Linked DNA regions of Homo sapiens: region 1 is linked to region 2. The links are chromatin contacts, found by Hi-C in ENCODE. All regions are on one chromosome and are shown on one strand. The core of a region is the stretch at or near the end of the contact, and the rest is flanking DNA. Distances in the headings are between cores, read along the strand shown.

Evidence for each region. Hi-C counts contacts between places; a loop is a spot of excess contacts on that map. Pooled maps may share reads with other maps.
Region 1: a pooled map shows a loop between it and region 2 (7-fold over the local background). The contact joins the enhancer-like site here to the promoter of ZWINT in region 2. A Hi-C loop is called at or near these places in 6 of 50 pooled maps.

What each region holds. Positions count from the first base shown.
Region 1 is chr10:58,280,447-58,287,992 of GRCh38, forward strand. It overlaps CISD1 (CDGSH iron sulfur domain 1), which reads left to right. Exons shown (of 3, transcript NM_018464.5): 3 at 7,115-7,546. The coding sequence ends at 7,204. Among named protein-coding and RNA genes, the nearest start is that of CISD1, 15 kb to the left of the region's middle. Within about 2 kb of position 2,350, at least 6 of the 41 ENCODE cell types and tissues checked have a DNase peak (open chromatin) inside an H3K27ac peak, as active enhancers do.
Region 2 is chr10:56,355,552-56,362,512 of GRCh38, forward strand. ZWINT (ZW10 interacting kinetochore protein) reads right to left here and starts at 5,708. Exons shown (of 9, transcript NM_007057.4): 1 at 5,645-5,708; 2 at 4,742-4,832; 3 at 4,467-4,590; 4 at 4,136-4,302; 5 at 3,925-3,981; 6 at 3,254-3,396; 7 at 3,005-3,173; 8 at 2,826-2,908; 9 at 1,676-2,634. The coding sequence starts at 5,685. The coding sequence ends at 2,867. It overlaps LOC124902546 (a long non-coding RNA gene), which reads left to right and starts at 5,908. Exons shown (of 2, transcript XR_007062372.1): 1 at 5,908-6,305. RefSeq lists enhancers at 3,593-4,792, 3,938-4,678, 5,418-6,157, 5,506-5,675 and a silencer at 5,766-5,975.

The sequences.
Region 1 (7,546 bases), core at 1,100-3,599, 1.9 Mb after region 2:
GGGTTATGCCATTAACAGAAATAAGAGATTCGAGGTAAAAGGCAAATTTTCCAGGACAGCGATAAGGAGTTCTGTTTCAGAGAGTGAATTTGAGATGATAGTTGAATGGAAATGCACAGCAGACAACACGAAATGTGAGACATCAGGGTTGGAGATAGAGATCAGCAAAACTGATGAGTCAAGTGTAGGAATGCAACTGATCTTTGATATGGATAAAAATCAAGGGCTAAATATGAAATCTTGGGGAATTTTCTGCATTTTGGAAGGGGGACAAGAGCCATTTAAGGAGATGGAATGGGCCAGAGAGGTTAGAATAAAACTAAAAATATCATAGCTTCAAAGTAGAAGAGGGAAAAGTTTCAATGATCTGGTACTGAACATTGGCCTGTGCAAAGACAGCTACATGAATAGACAAGACTATTAGATTAAGCAATTGCCATTTTGGTGTCATTTCAACGGAGTAATTAGAATAGAAGCTATGTCCATGTGAGTTAAAGTGCAAATTAACTAATAAAGAAACGACAGAAGTCTATGTCATATTTTCCGTAGATGCAACAGTGAATGGAAAGAAAAGTAACATAATTGCTTGAGTGAACACTACAGCTTGGCTTTGAGATCAAGTAAAGGGTGTTTGCTTTGATTGGGTTTTCCCAGAGGGCAAAGAATCCAATAAACTAAATATGGGCTTTCATGAACTAAGATCTCAAATATTTCAGGAAGAATCACCAGTGGACACAAACTAGTGGTGTAAATGTTTATTAGACTTTATAATTCAAAACATTCCAGGATTATTCTTTCATTTTACAATTTAGAGTTTCCAGATGGTTAGGCCAGGGACTGCCATTTCCTGTAGGTGGACTGAGAGAGGACTAAGAGAGGGAATGAGACCAGTCATTTTATTTCCAGTTTTCTCATGCCTTTTTTTCCCCCTCTGGCTTATCTTTTATGCTGTTTAGTGATCCTCTTTGTGTCTTGAATTTGTCAGTTCTGAATTTTCATTGCATCTTGGGCACTTATTCCTGCATTAATCAATTAACAGTTTGCTTTGAATATTACCCAAGTTAACAAATGTTGTTATTCTTCAGAGACTTTTGGAAACTCCCCACATTCCTGTGGTTCTAAGGTTATCACACAGGTGCCAAGTCACACACTTAAACGCCAGTTCACAAAGACTAATTAATACCTTTGATTAAGTGGCTACATTGAGTTTATAGTCAGTAATTTTTCCCTCATACAAACCAGTTGTATTTATAACAAAATTTAAACATCATTTTACCAATGGAAAAAATGTTATATGCGATACAAATTTCAAATCTAATTCATTCTTAAGGTGCAGTCACTAGTAACCTGTTGTGTGTCTGTAACATCTTGAGCAGGTTTCCCAACCCTAATGAATCAGATTTCTTAGTAATGTGCAGAAATTACATTTTTTAAAAACATATCCCTCCCTTTTGTCCAGTGCTTCTCTTGCCAGCATTGGTATGTCATCTGATGTTTCAGAAATTGGCTTGGCTTTTTTTTTTTTTCTTTTTCTTGAGAGAGTCTCACTCTGTCACCCAGGCTGGAGTACAGTGTCGTGATCTCAGCTCACTACAACCTCCACCTTCTGGGTTCAAGCAATTCTCGTGTTTCAGCCTCCTGAGTAGCCGTGATTACAGGCATGCACAACCATGCCTGGCTAATTTTTGTATTCTTAGTAGAGACAGGGTTTCACCATGTTGGCCAGGCTGATCTTGAACTCCTGACCTCAAGTGATCCACCCGCCTTGGCCTCCCAGAGTGCTGGGATTGCAGGTGTCATCCACTGTGTCCGGCCCAGAAATTGGTTTATTTTATAGTACAGGCTTCCCTCGGTGTCCATGGATTGGTTCCAGGACCTCCCATGGATACCAAAATCTGAGAATGCTCAAGCCCCTGATTTAAAATGACAGTATTTGCCTATAAGCTATGCACATAATCCTGTATACTTTAAATTATTACGTCATCTCTTGATTGCAAATAATACCTAATACAGTGTGAATGCTATGTAAATAGTTGTTATACTGTATTGTTTAGAGAATAATGACAAGGAAAAAAGTGTACATGCTCAGTACCCATACAATTATTTTAGCGAGTATTTTCTATCAGCAGTTGGTTGCATCCATGGATGTGGAACCCACAGATACAGATGGGGCCAATTGTATTTCACAAAAGGGCTATCCATATTTGAAGTGAGAATGAAAGGAGCCAGTATAGAGGAAATGATTAAAGTGACTACAGGGAAAGATACTATTTGAGTCAGCGGTATCTTGACAAAGGGTGGAAGGAAATGAGAGTAACAGCACAGATGTGAAACTCAGCCTTAAAAAGGAAGAGATAGTCTTACTTTCGAAACAAGAAGATGAAAGGACTCTGATGTAAGAGGGAAGGGTATGGGATGTAGTATTGCTAGGTTCCTTTCCCTGCAACTTCAGGTTGGTTACATCACTTGCTGAGTTGTATGACGGCCACCTAGGAGGCAGTTCAAACAAGGACAGCAAAAGAATACAGACTAAGAAGAAAGAGAGGAAAGTCTTACCAGTTAACATCAGGAGCTGAACTGAAATTGAAATGAAATGCAACTGGACATGTTTAGACTCATTTTCTTTCATTTACAGGGTAAGATTTGAGTTAATGATACTTTTGTTTTGTCGTTGGTAGTAGGCTTGATCCTGGGTGTTTTTTTTTGGCGGGAGGGTGTTGGGGGAAAAAGAGAAATCCTCCATCCTGTTAATGGCTTAGAAGTGCATTTTACTGAGTCTTTCTTCATAAAAACGATATTCTGAATGTTGGTGACATTCCTTGGCCAATCCACATAAAGACAGTCTTATAAAAATCTTAATTTATCTTTGTACATTTTCATATTATAGCTACTGTCTTAGGTTTATTGAAATAGGTACATAAGAATGGTATAAAATGTCATAATCTCTAGGTTAGTCTCAAAAATCTCATTACTTCGTTTTCGTTCTCAACCAAAGCAAGCATATTTTTCTGGACAGTTTATGGTAATGAGCCAAAATGGTGCCAGGCAACTTCCTTGGGACAGAAAATCAAAACTCTAATACAAAGTACGAAGTTCAGAGAAGGAAGATAGTCTTTAAAAGAAAATTGTTTCAGGTGGAAGAGATAAGTCAAAGAGGAGCATTTATTAAAACAGAGGCATAACTTGAGATGTGGGGCCATTAAAAAGAAATGTTGTGTTTTTATGAAGATCCATATAGCATTGCTAGCTTTCCAGGTGGAGAGCAAGGACCTCCACTGTTTTTTCTACTAAAGCTTTATTCCAACTTCTTCTAACCCTTTCTTCCCCCACTTTTAAAGATATTTGGGATTTGTAGTGTTCAAATTGGGTTAACAAACATAAAAGGATGTTTTCTGGACATAAAGGAAATTTGATTTACAGACTTTTTCCAGGATTTGTTAATAAACAAACGCTGACATCTTAGAATAAATTAAGTATCAATACTACACGAACTGAATTTAATATTCTTTGTGTTTTTTTCATAATTTAAAACAATTTAACAAATTTCAAAATGTTTAATGAAAAAGTTAATAAAATTCTCATATTTTTGTACATTATTTAATGTAAAAATTACTGTACTTCCTACATTGTATTTGAAAGTATATAATGCCAGACACAGTCGCTTAGGCCTGTAATTCCAACACTTTGAGAATGTAACAGCCAATGTAGTGAAACCTTGTCTCCACAAAAAAATGCAGAAATTAGTTGAGTGTGATGGCATGCACCTATAGTCCTAGCTACTCAGGAGGCTGAGATGGAAGGATCCCTTGAGCCTGGGAGATTGAGGCTTCAGTAAGCTGCGATTGCACCACTGTGCAATCTAATTTAATCTCTTAAAAAAAAAAAAAACTGTATACCCACCACATATTATCTTTCTCCTGCATAGATCAGAAATAAAGCAAGACACATAAGGCAGTAATTCCTAGGGTTAAGTGATATAAAAAGTACTATTAAAAAATACGTCTCTGCACAAAATTATTTTTAACACCTAGTTTGCATTATAAAGGCATAAAAGCTTTATACACTTTAATCGCATGAAAGTTTATTAACAAATAACCAGGATAAACTACTCATTGCTTTTTAAAGAAATATGTGTTTGCTTTTAAGAATATGAAGAAACAGGCTAATTTCAGTTTTTAGGCAGAATTGGGTGATGAGAAAAAATGTATTCTCACTTTTGATATATGACTTTCTTTATATTTTGTAAGATTTTCTTTGTATATTTTTTCTATAGATTTCTCTCCTATTCTGTATATGGAGGAAAATAATTTGAGAAAATGTTAGTTTCTAATATTTTCAACATAAGATTAAAAAATAAAAGTTAAACATGCCATTTCAGTAAGTTATTTAGAAATATTTCATTTTTCAGAAATGTTGCCTGCATGGATTTAATTTATAGTGAAGTGTTTTGTGTGTGCTATTTATAAAAAGAGTCTTTACAATGTAAACTTTTATGCTCACTGTAAAATCATCTGTGTTTGTTTATTAAACATATGTCACTTTGAAATGCTGTACTTTGCTGTGGGATACATTTTAGTTTAATTTTTATCGCCTCTTTCCTCATCCATGCCAAGAAAAAACTGAAAGCTTGACTTTATGTTTTTGCATCAAGGCTTGTTTCTAATATGAATATACTGTGTACCACATCTTATTGACCTCAAAAAAAGAAATAATATAAACTTTACATATATTACATTTACACTGCCCTCTACGACAGGATAGAATTTATATCTGGAAATATAAGATATGCCAATACCTTGAGTTTTTCTGTAATTTTTAGCTAATTTAGTGCCTCTTGCAATTATTTACAGATAGATTAAAATTTGATTACTTTAACATTAAGTAGCCTTTTGGATATCAAAGTTTAAGATTAAATACCATCATTGTGAAGTTTCACTGATCTGTTATGCTCCCTTCACTGCACGTAATGAGGTACTTGTTACTCATAAGGCTAAGAATCCTCTTACTTTACTCTTCTAAATAGGCTTCTTCAAAGCAACAGTGTACCTTAGACTAAACAGTGAAACTCTAGATTCTAGAGTGTAGATACATTCAAAACACCAAGATTAAGGCAAAGATGCTAGCTCTTGTCATTTGACATGAAATAGAAATAAAAGATACAAATATAGAGAAACAAAAAAATTACTGATAATTATTCCTTCTAAGTGTAAAATCCTGAAGAGTTAAGTGAAATATTATTAAATTCTTATTTTTTCATTTTACAATAGAGGATATACTTGTTAAAAATGATTTTATATAGCAAGAATGTTCAGATATGAAAATAAATTATAATAGTGATTAAAAATATGACAGAAATAATCTTACCAGAATATACATGAGATCTGAGGATGAAAACTACAAAAGAAATTAAAACTTGGCAAAAAACATTCTCAAGCTTATCTGGAGGAATAAAGTGATAAAGTTTAATAAAGTTAACAGGCTGGGCGCGGTGGCTCACACCTGTAATCCCAGCACTTTGGGAGGCCGAGGCAGGCGGATCACGAGGTCAGGAGATCGAGACCATCCTGGCTAACACGGTGAAACCCCGTCTCTACTAAAAATACAAAAAATTAGCCGGGCGTAGTGGCGGGCGCCTGTAGTCCCAGCTACTCAGGAGTCTGAGGCAGGAGAATGGCGTGAACCCAGGAGGCGGAGCTTGCAGTGAGTCGAGATCGCGCCACTGCATTCCAGCCTGGGCGACAGAGCAAGACTCCGTTTCAAAAAAAAAAAAAAAAGTAAAAAAAAGAAACAATGAAGGAAAACTAGCCCTACAAAACACTGAAATGTTTAAAATGCAAATATCCCAGCGTAGTAGGCCGATCAACGTAACATAGAACCTATAAATAGGTGCTTTTACATGTAGAATTTATTTTGATAAAGTTACGAATAAAGGTAATAATGTGGGAAGCAATAGCCTCCAGTAATGCTGAAGCAACAGGATCTTAGAACAGCGTTTGCAAAGTGTGCTCTACAGAAAACTATGATAATAGAAATCAAAATTTAAAGTGTCCATAGTCCAGTCACCTTGAGAAACTCTGGGATAAAATTGTGTTTTTTATAGCAAAATTAAAATAATGTGTGCTGTGATTCAAATGGGCTATATGATATGTTTTTTTAACACAGAATGAAACCAAATCAGAGTGTCTTGCAGGATTCAGGTTCTTTGGACCACACTCTGCAAAACACTATGTTAGAAATTTAGTTTTGTCCCTCTCCCTCCCACTGGACACCAAAACAGCAGTTATATCTAAAATGTGAATTCATGAAAATGAATGGAAATTTGTATTTCTCACATCTCTAGAAGAAAGCTGTCTCCATGAATGATGTTAAAAAGGGAGATATTGACATATTTGTATGAAAGTGGAGAAATTGAGAATATGAAAAAATAAGCAAAATGAAAAGATTTGGGAAAGACTGCTGCAAAAATAACAGAGGAATAATATGCAGTTGATTTATTTTTTATTTTTTATTTTTATGTTTTTTGAGACCAAGGCTGGAGTGCAGTGGCACAATCTCGGCTCACCGCAACTTCCCCTCCCAGGTTCAAGCCTCAGCCTCCTGAGTAGCTGGGATTATGCGCACTCGCCACCATGCCTGGCTAATTTTTGTATTTTTAGTAGAGACAGGGTTTCACCATGTTGGCCAGGCTGGTCTTGAACTCTTGACCTCAAATGATCCACCCACCTCAACCTCCCAAAGTGTTGAGATTACAGGCATGAGCCATCGCGCCTGGCCGCAAATTGATTTTAAATAAATGAACTTAAACTCTTAGAAGTAAATAGGCAATGGACATGTTCACTAGAAAGGAATGTAACTAATATATAAACATAAGAAAGGCCTTCAACACTCATCACAATCACACTGAAATTCAATAAATGATGTGTGTATTATGCACAAGTCAATTTCTTCATCTTACTAAGTAGCATATGTAGTTTACATATGCTGTTTAAGAAAGCCTATATAAGATAGCCAAGAAAATCTTTATGTTATATGAATTAAGCATCACCTTCCACTCTGCCGAGCATAATACTGATTTTGAGATTAGATGTTTCACATTCATTCTTTCTCTTCCTAGTTCCCATTCTGTGATGGGGCTCACACAAAACATAACGAAGAGACTGGAGACAATGTGGGCCCTCTGATCATCAAGAAAAAAGAAACTTAAATGGACACTTTTGATGCTGCAAATCAGCTTGTCGTGAAGTTACCTGATTGTTTAATTAGAATGACTACCACCTCTGTCTGATTCACCTTCGCTGGATTCTAAATGTGGTATATTGCAAACTGCAGCTTTCACATTTATGGCATTTGTCTTGTTGAAACATCGTGGTGCACATTTGTTTAAACAAAAAAAAAAAAAAAAAGGAAAAACCAACCTGCATGGCCTGTGGGTTATTTTGGTCTTGTAAGGATCCATTTCTTTAAAATACTGACATATAGAGTTGTACCTTATATAGAATATAGTTGTATCTTGAAGTCAACATATTAAATTATTCTCAAAATTATG
Region 2 (6,961 bases), core at 4,458-6,957:
TAGTCAAATACATCAAGAATTAAAAAAAAAAATTTAAAAAGCTCAAAATGTAAGCCAGAAGAAAATATTCAAAAGCAGTAGTAAATTGAGATCTAATACAACTTATTGAAATGAAAATCAAAGATCAAAAATTAAGAAACTGATGAAAAAACAATAGCTTGGCTATATAAAGTTAAAATAGAAAAAGCATCTAGAATGCAATCTCAGAAAGAGCAATGGTAACTACAAAAGAAAGTTTGCATGACATGAAGAAAAAAGTTAGAAAATTTGATTGATGTCTAATTGGCATTTTAGAATAAGCTAATACAAAAGAGGTGTTTTTTAAACAGATAAACTGAAAATATTCCAGAATTGTTGAAAGAGTGGCAATTTAGAAAGCTCAACTATTTGCAAGCAGAATGAATGAATAAATAAGTAAACCAGAGTCCCAAACTATTCACAATATAGTAAAACTATAGAGCACTAAATACAGGTGTTAAAAGCACTAACTGGGTAAAAAAATGCATAGGAAGGGCTTTTAAACTGACAGTTGACTTCTCATCATCAAGGATCAAAACCAGATGACCAGAGAATCAGTTGAGTTAATCTTCAATGTGTTAAGTCAAACTGCCTACCAAGCATTCTCTACATAATAAAAACATTTCTCAAGAATAAGGATGAAATAAAAATATTTTCATAGTAAAATTTAAAACATTATACAGTCTGCAAACTCTAAGGGAAATTCTGAGACATTTATTTCAGATGGAAAAAGTATTCCACATGAAAGCTCTGAAATGTAAAAATAATGTGGGCAAAAATAGTAAATAAATTAGTAATAAAGCATTGACTGTATAAAATAATTTAAAAAATTAATTTATGAGAACACAAACAGGCTAGAAGTAATAAACTGGACAAAAATACCTTAATAGTTTAGAGTGGGATGATCTATCAATGGTTACAGCTGTTTAGGCTTCATTTATTAAGAAAAGGATGAAGAGTCTTTAATTCTTTAAATAACTTGAGACATTGCTAACTATGAAAGCTAAACTAGCCGGTCTAAATTAGACCTTCTAAACAAACAAACAACAAAAAGCATGAAGAAACAATAAAAAATAAAAGGCATGAAAGGGATAAATAAAAAGCCAAGAGAAAGCAAATAAAAAATTGACACAACTAGAAAATCATAAAGACAAATGTGACAAGAGTTTTTTTTTTTTTTATAAATAACCCTTTAAATGCTGTATACAAGTGGTAAATATAAAGAAAGGTTGAAACTAAAAAAGAATGGAAATTCAAGAGAAAGGATGTCAAGCAAAGGGTAACCAAAAGAATTGACAGTTATATTAATATTAAAACTAGTAGTTTTCAAGGTTAAACACATTAGCCTATAGATGAAGCAGGCTACCACACAAAGAGTTCAGTTCAGAAGAAAAATATAAATGTAAATTTACATATACCTTAATAAAGTAACTGCAAAGTATGTAAGAAAATGGAACTATAAAGACAAATGCACAAATCCACTATCATAGTTGGAGATTTGAACACACCTCTCAGGTGACAGACAACAAAAAATTAAGTATATAAGATATAAATTGAAACAAAAATTGCAAACATAATCTAATAGAAAATACTACACACAATCTAAAATGCATTCTTTCCAAACCTATGTGAAACATTAAAAAAGATGACATCACTCTTTATCAGTAAAAAAGATAATTCACTCACCAAATTTCAAAGTTTATTAAACAGATGATATTCTCTGACCAAATTAAACTTAGATTATCTTCTCACAATCAATAGAAGACCAAATTATTTTTCAAAGAAATTTATGAATCAATGAAATAATTATAACAGAATATAGGAAATGCTATGAATTGAATGATTGTGAAAATAAAGGAAGTCAGAAGAAATGTATAACCTTAAATATTTATTTGAGAAAACAAATAAAGATCCAAATACGTGAGTTGATCATCTGATAAAAGTAAGAGTTGACAAAAAAGGTACATCTTCTCCAATCCGAAAACAGAAAGTGGGAAAGATCAAGGTATCACTAGAGGTCAATGAAACAAAACATACAATAGTGGATGACAAAAGCCAATCTCTGAATCTTTGAAAAGAATATAATAAATGAACATCTGAAACCAGTGATCGAGAAATGTTTTAGATAAGGCACAAAAAGATACCAAGAATGTTAACACTAGGCTGTACATCCTAAAACAGTCAGATGAGCTCACTGTTATAATTCTGGTTCACCGCAAGAACCTTAGCACAAAGAAAGGACTCAACAAACATTTGGATCCATGAATAAAATTATCTTCCCACATATAACCACCTGCCTAAAACATTCTCCTCCTCCTTGAATTAAATTCACCATGTCTGCATCATAGGAGGCCCAAGGCCAGTACCCCCTCCCCATCTGCACACCCTGTGTTCAAACCAGTCCCAGCTCCTGTCATGTTATTGGCTTCTGAGTATCTGTATTAATAGTTGTTCCTGCCAGCATATGAAGATGAACAAATACACAACTGAGAGAGATCCAGGGATTTTAATCCACAGATGCCAGAGCTTGCTGGGATGTAGTCAGAAATCAAGCTGAACTCAGGAGTTCACAGTCTTTCCTGTAATGATGGTTGGGAGGTGAGGGAAGTCAGAGGCCTGGGGAAGAAGACAGGGGTTAGCTCTGGGTGGGCTAAGCATGGGAATGAGGTGTAACATAAGCTCTTTCCTGTTCCCACCATCCATCTGCTCCATGGGTAGCAGAGCTCAGATGCAGAGAGAGGTAAACCAGGCTTTCCCTCCTTCCACACTTGCAGTCCAGGGACACCAAGGCCTGAGTTGGGTCTGACCTTTTCTAGGATCTTTCTCCATGCTGCTGTCCTCCAGGAAGTCATGGCAAATTTACATCTCCAGCAGGTTGTAGACCAACAGCCTTGGAGAAATACAGTATAGACAGTGGGTAAGGCCAATCTCCCAGCTTCTGTCTCCACCTGCCAGCCCATGCCCACCTGTTCCATCTCTCATTTACCTTGAAGGACACACCAGGGTCTCTCCCCATGGTGTCTCCTGTACTCTGCTCCTGGGGTCGAGTCGGCTGCTGGGGTTTATCATCTGGAAGATTCTCTGCCTCAGCCTCAGCCTCAGGGAACAACAGCTTACCCTGCAGGGTATACAGAAGCTGGAGGAAGGTCTGATACCTACAAAGAGGAGGTAAGTGTGAAGGAAAGGAATCTCAGCTGGACCATTTTGAATCTGCAGCCCATGCTCCCGAACTTACCTCTGCAGCTTGTCCCGCTCCTGTTCTGCCTGCTGCTTCAGGTTTCCAAGTTTCTGAAACACCCTGTCAAGCTCCTGCTGAGTCCCTGTCTTACGCTCCCTCACCTCTGCAGAAACCTCCGCCAGATGCTGCAGATGCTTCTCCTGCCAGGAGTGAGCATGCAGACATTATGCATCAGATGTTGAAGTCTTAGAAACTCCCTCCAACCCCTCCAGCCTACACCCAGCTCAGGGCTCAGGCTCAATGATGAAAAGAGGGACTCTATTCACTTCAGGGTGGAGTAGGGGCCTAGAGAAAAGGAAAGATCAGAATGAGCTGTTCTAGGGTGAGGCATTCTTGCGGGGAAGGGGCACAAAGGTGATAACACTTATTTAACTTGCTATGTGCCAGGTACTATTTTAAAGTCCTTGCTGTAATGATCATTTAATCATCTTAATAACTCTCTAGAGTAGGTGGTATTATTGCCTTCATTTTAAATAAAGAAACAGAAAGTTAGGTGACCTGCCCAAGATCATGCAGTGGTAAGTGGTGACACTGAGATTCAAGCCCATGTTGGTATTTATATTATAGTGCCTCAAAGGAGGAAGCAAAACGGTTTTCTAGACAGGGGACACAGCCGATACAATGGCATGGTGGTGGGAAGGGATATTCTCCTAGGGGGACGAACCTACCTGTTGTAGCTGCCACTGGTTCTGGACTGCTCTGCGTTTCTCCATGGCCATTTGTTTCTACAGATAAGCAAGGGAGAAAGACCAAGAGAAGTCTATTTTTTCTGGCTAGAATTTTGGGAGATTGCAAGCTGGCACAACTCAGCTTGCTCACTCTTTCCCTCTTCCTTTCTAACTGCCCTTCCCTCCCTGTACTCAAGACCCCTGGGTGTACCTTGGCCTGGAGCTGCTCAAAGGCTTCCCGGAGTTGTGTCCGTTTCCTCTGGGCTTCCTCCATCTGAGTCAGGGCCTTGGTGAGGCCAATTTTGATGGCCTCTACGTGCTCCCTGTAGGTGGCCTTCAGCTCTTTCCATTGTTCCTTAGCTGCAATTGCCTTCTGTCCTGAGATGAGCCACCAGGAATGAGTACATGAGTGAGGGTGGCCTGCTAGCCTGCCTCCCTGCAACACTGGGCCTCCTTCCCATCAGCCAAATGGGAGACCTAACTGAAATCCTCCTTCCTTCCCCACTCAGGTCAGCTGCTACTACAATCCCCTGCCTACTCACGGCTCGTGTCTTCAGAAGCCAAGGGGTCGAGACCCTTAGCAGTGTCCTCCTGAGCCAGGATGTTCTGCAGGAAATCCGCTACCTGAAGCTGGCTGCAGAGCAGCTTGTCTTTCTTCTGAGAGTCCTGCTCAGAGGGAGGGCAGAGACAGGGAACATCCTTACCTCCTTACAGGTTTCCTTAAGTCTGCTCTCTGCCAGTGCTGCCCTGTATCTCAGTAAGAGGAGCCAGGACCAGACCCTGGCTTCTGAAAGGCTCGCTCTCATCTTGTACATACCACCACAAACTCAACCAGGATCTTGGCTGGCAGTTCTGCCTCCTCCTGCAGGCCTACAGGTTCCAAGATGCCTGCCACCTCAGCCAGGACCCTGGAGGGGCAAGGAAACACAGGAAATTGCAGTTTCTTGTGGTGCTAGTTCTACAGTTCGTGTGTGTACACAAACAAATGTGGATGTGTATATCAGTATATATAGTATTGAGAGTCTTGCCTTGACCAGAGTTTACACAAGGGCCTGAAGGGTCCACAGCCTGCAACCAGGAATGGCGTGCATGGAGGGCACACGGTGGTAATACGTGCCAAAAGGAAAATCAGCAGGGCTAGTGGATAAGGAGTTTGAGAAAAGAGCTGAAATTTTAAATAGGGAGTGTCTCACTGAAGAGAAATCATTTGAGTCAAGATGTGAAGGAAGCCAGGGAGATATGCAAGGAAGGGGAAGAATGCTGGGCCTTGGGATCCCTCCTGGCGCTGAGCACCAGCCTTGGGGCAGAGTCTTGGAATAGCTGAGAAAGGACTCAGGGCAGAGGGCTGGATGCCTCGGTCTACTCTAGGGTTTTTCATTATTAGGGACTGGAGCAATCTACGAAGGGGCAGGGATGGGGATGAGAAGTGACTGGGAATGTGTCGTGTTGGGACAAGAAGACAGAAGTGAAACCGTCTCCTAGAGCACATCCTGTGGATTATGTGGATGTGGGGAGCGGCGAACGGTCCCCCAAAGGCTGTACTCCTGGAGCAGGCAACAGACACCTCAGGAACCTAAGACGGGACTGCGGTGAGGATCACTTCACGGCAGGGTCGAACCTCAACAGCTGTACAGGGTCGAGGGCACCAATCATTACACATAGGGGCCCACAAGGTCCTCCCAGGCCCGGCCCCAGCTGCCACTTAGCCGCAAACACTTACTCTAGGGCTGCAGCTTCCGCCTCTGTCTCCGCTGCCTCCATCTTTCCAGGCGCCGAGTTCAGCTGCCTTCCCACAATCCCTAAGATTACTTTGAAGTCACAGTCGACTTCGCGCCGGGGCAGGCGATTGGCTGCAGAGGTTAGTGGGCGGGCATCAAGGACCATTGTGCGCTCTAATTGGCAGGCGCGGATTCGCTCGTTGGCGGGCCTCGCTGCTTGGCGCAAGCGCGGTTATGGCTAGGCGCGCACGGGCTCTGCGCCTGCGCGCTAGTCCTTACGCGGTGCCAGAGACTATAAGTGGGCTTGAGCTCGACCGCGCGCCTGTGGAAGTTCTTTCTCTACTCGAAAAAGGGAAAGCATTTCCTTGAGTTTGCGTTTTAAGGGAAACTTACAGCATTGACACTTTATTTAAAATATTCACTACTGCTGTAGAAAAAAAAAAACAAAACCCCGAAAAACAGTGGGGCTGTTTCTAAGACGCTGGGAATCAGTAAAGAATAGTGATCCGGGAGATACAGGAAGCAAATGATCTGCGCTCAAAAAGCGAGCTGCTTTCAAAGATATTAGTATTTTATAGATGCGATGCAGGAGAGTGAACTCAAGCAGAGCCCAGCCGATTGCCTGCGTTGGCAAAATAGAACAGATATTCTGGGGAGACCAAGGTAGGTAATGTTCTTTGCAGAGTACAGGAGAAAGATAACTGCTGAGAGAGAACTTGGTATTCATTCAGCTGAGTACTGAGCAGTATGTGTCTCAAGAAACTAGCTAAAAGATTTTTAAAGATACCAGGACATGGCCGGTCGCGGTGGCTCACGTCTGTAATCCCAGCACTTTGTGAGTCTGAGGCAGGTGAATTACGAGGTCAGGAGTTTGAGACCAGCCTGGCCAACATGGTGAAACCCCCGTCTCTACTAAAAGTACAAAAAAAATTAGTTGGGCGTGGTGGTGGGCGCTTGTAATCCCAGCTATTCGGGAGGCTGAGGCAGGAGAATTGCTTGAACCAGGGAGGCTGAGGTTGCAGTTAGCCGAAATTGCGCCACAGCACTACAGCCCTGGTGACAGTGCGAGACTCCGTCTCACAAAAAAAAAAAAATACATATATATATATATATAAATATATATATATGGACATTACAGAGGGTCAGAAATAGTCTCTATTTCCACTAACCAGGCTGGAAAACTTCATAGTCCGTAGGACACTGGACAGAGTACACACAAAAAAGTCTTGATTTGATAGTTGTTTACTAATTATTTAGTAGGCAGTAATTAGTCCTAGCTGATCAGTGCTGTAGTGCCATCTAACTCTTAAAAGTAAGAC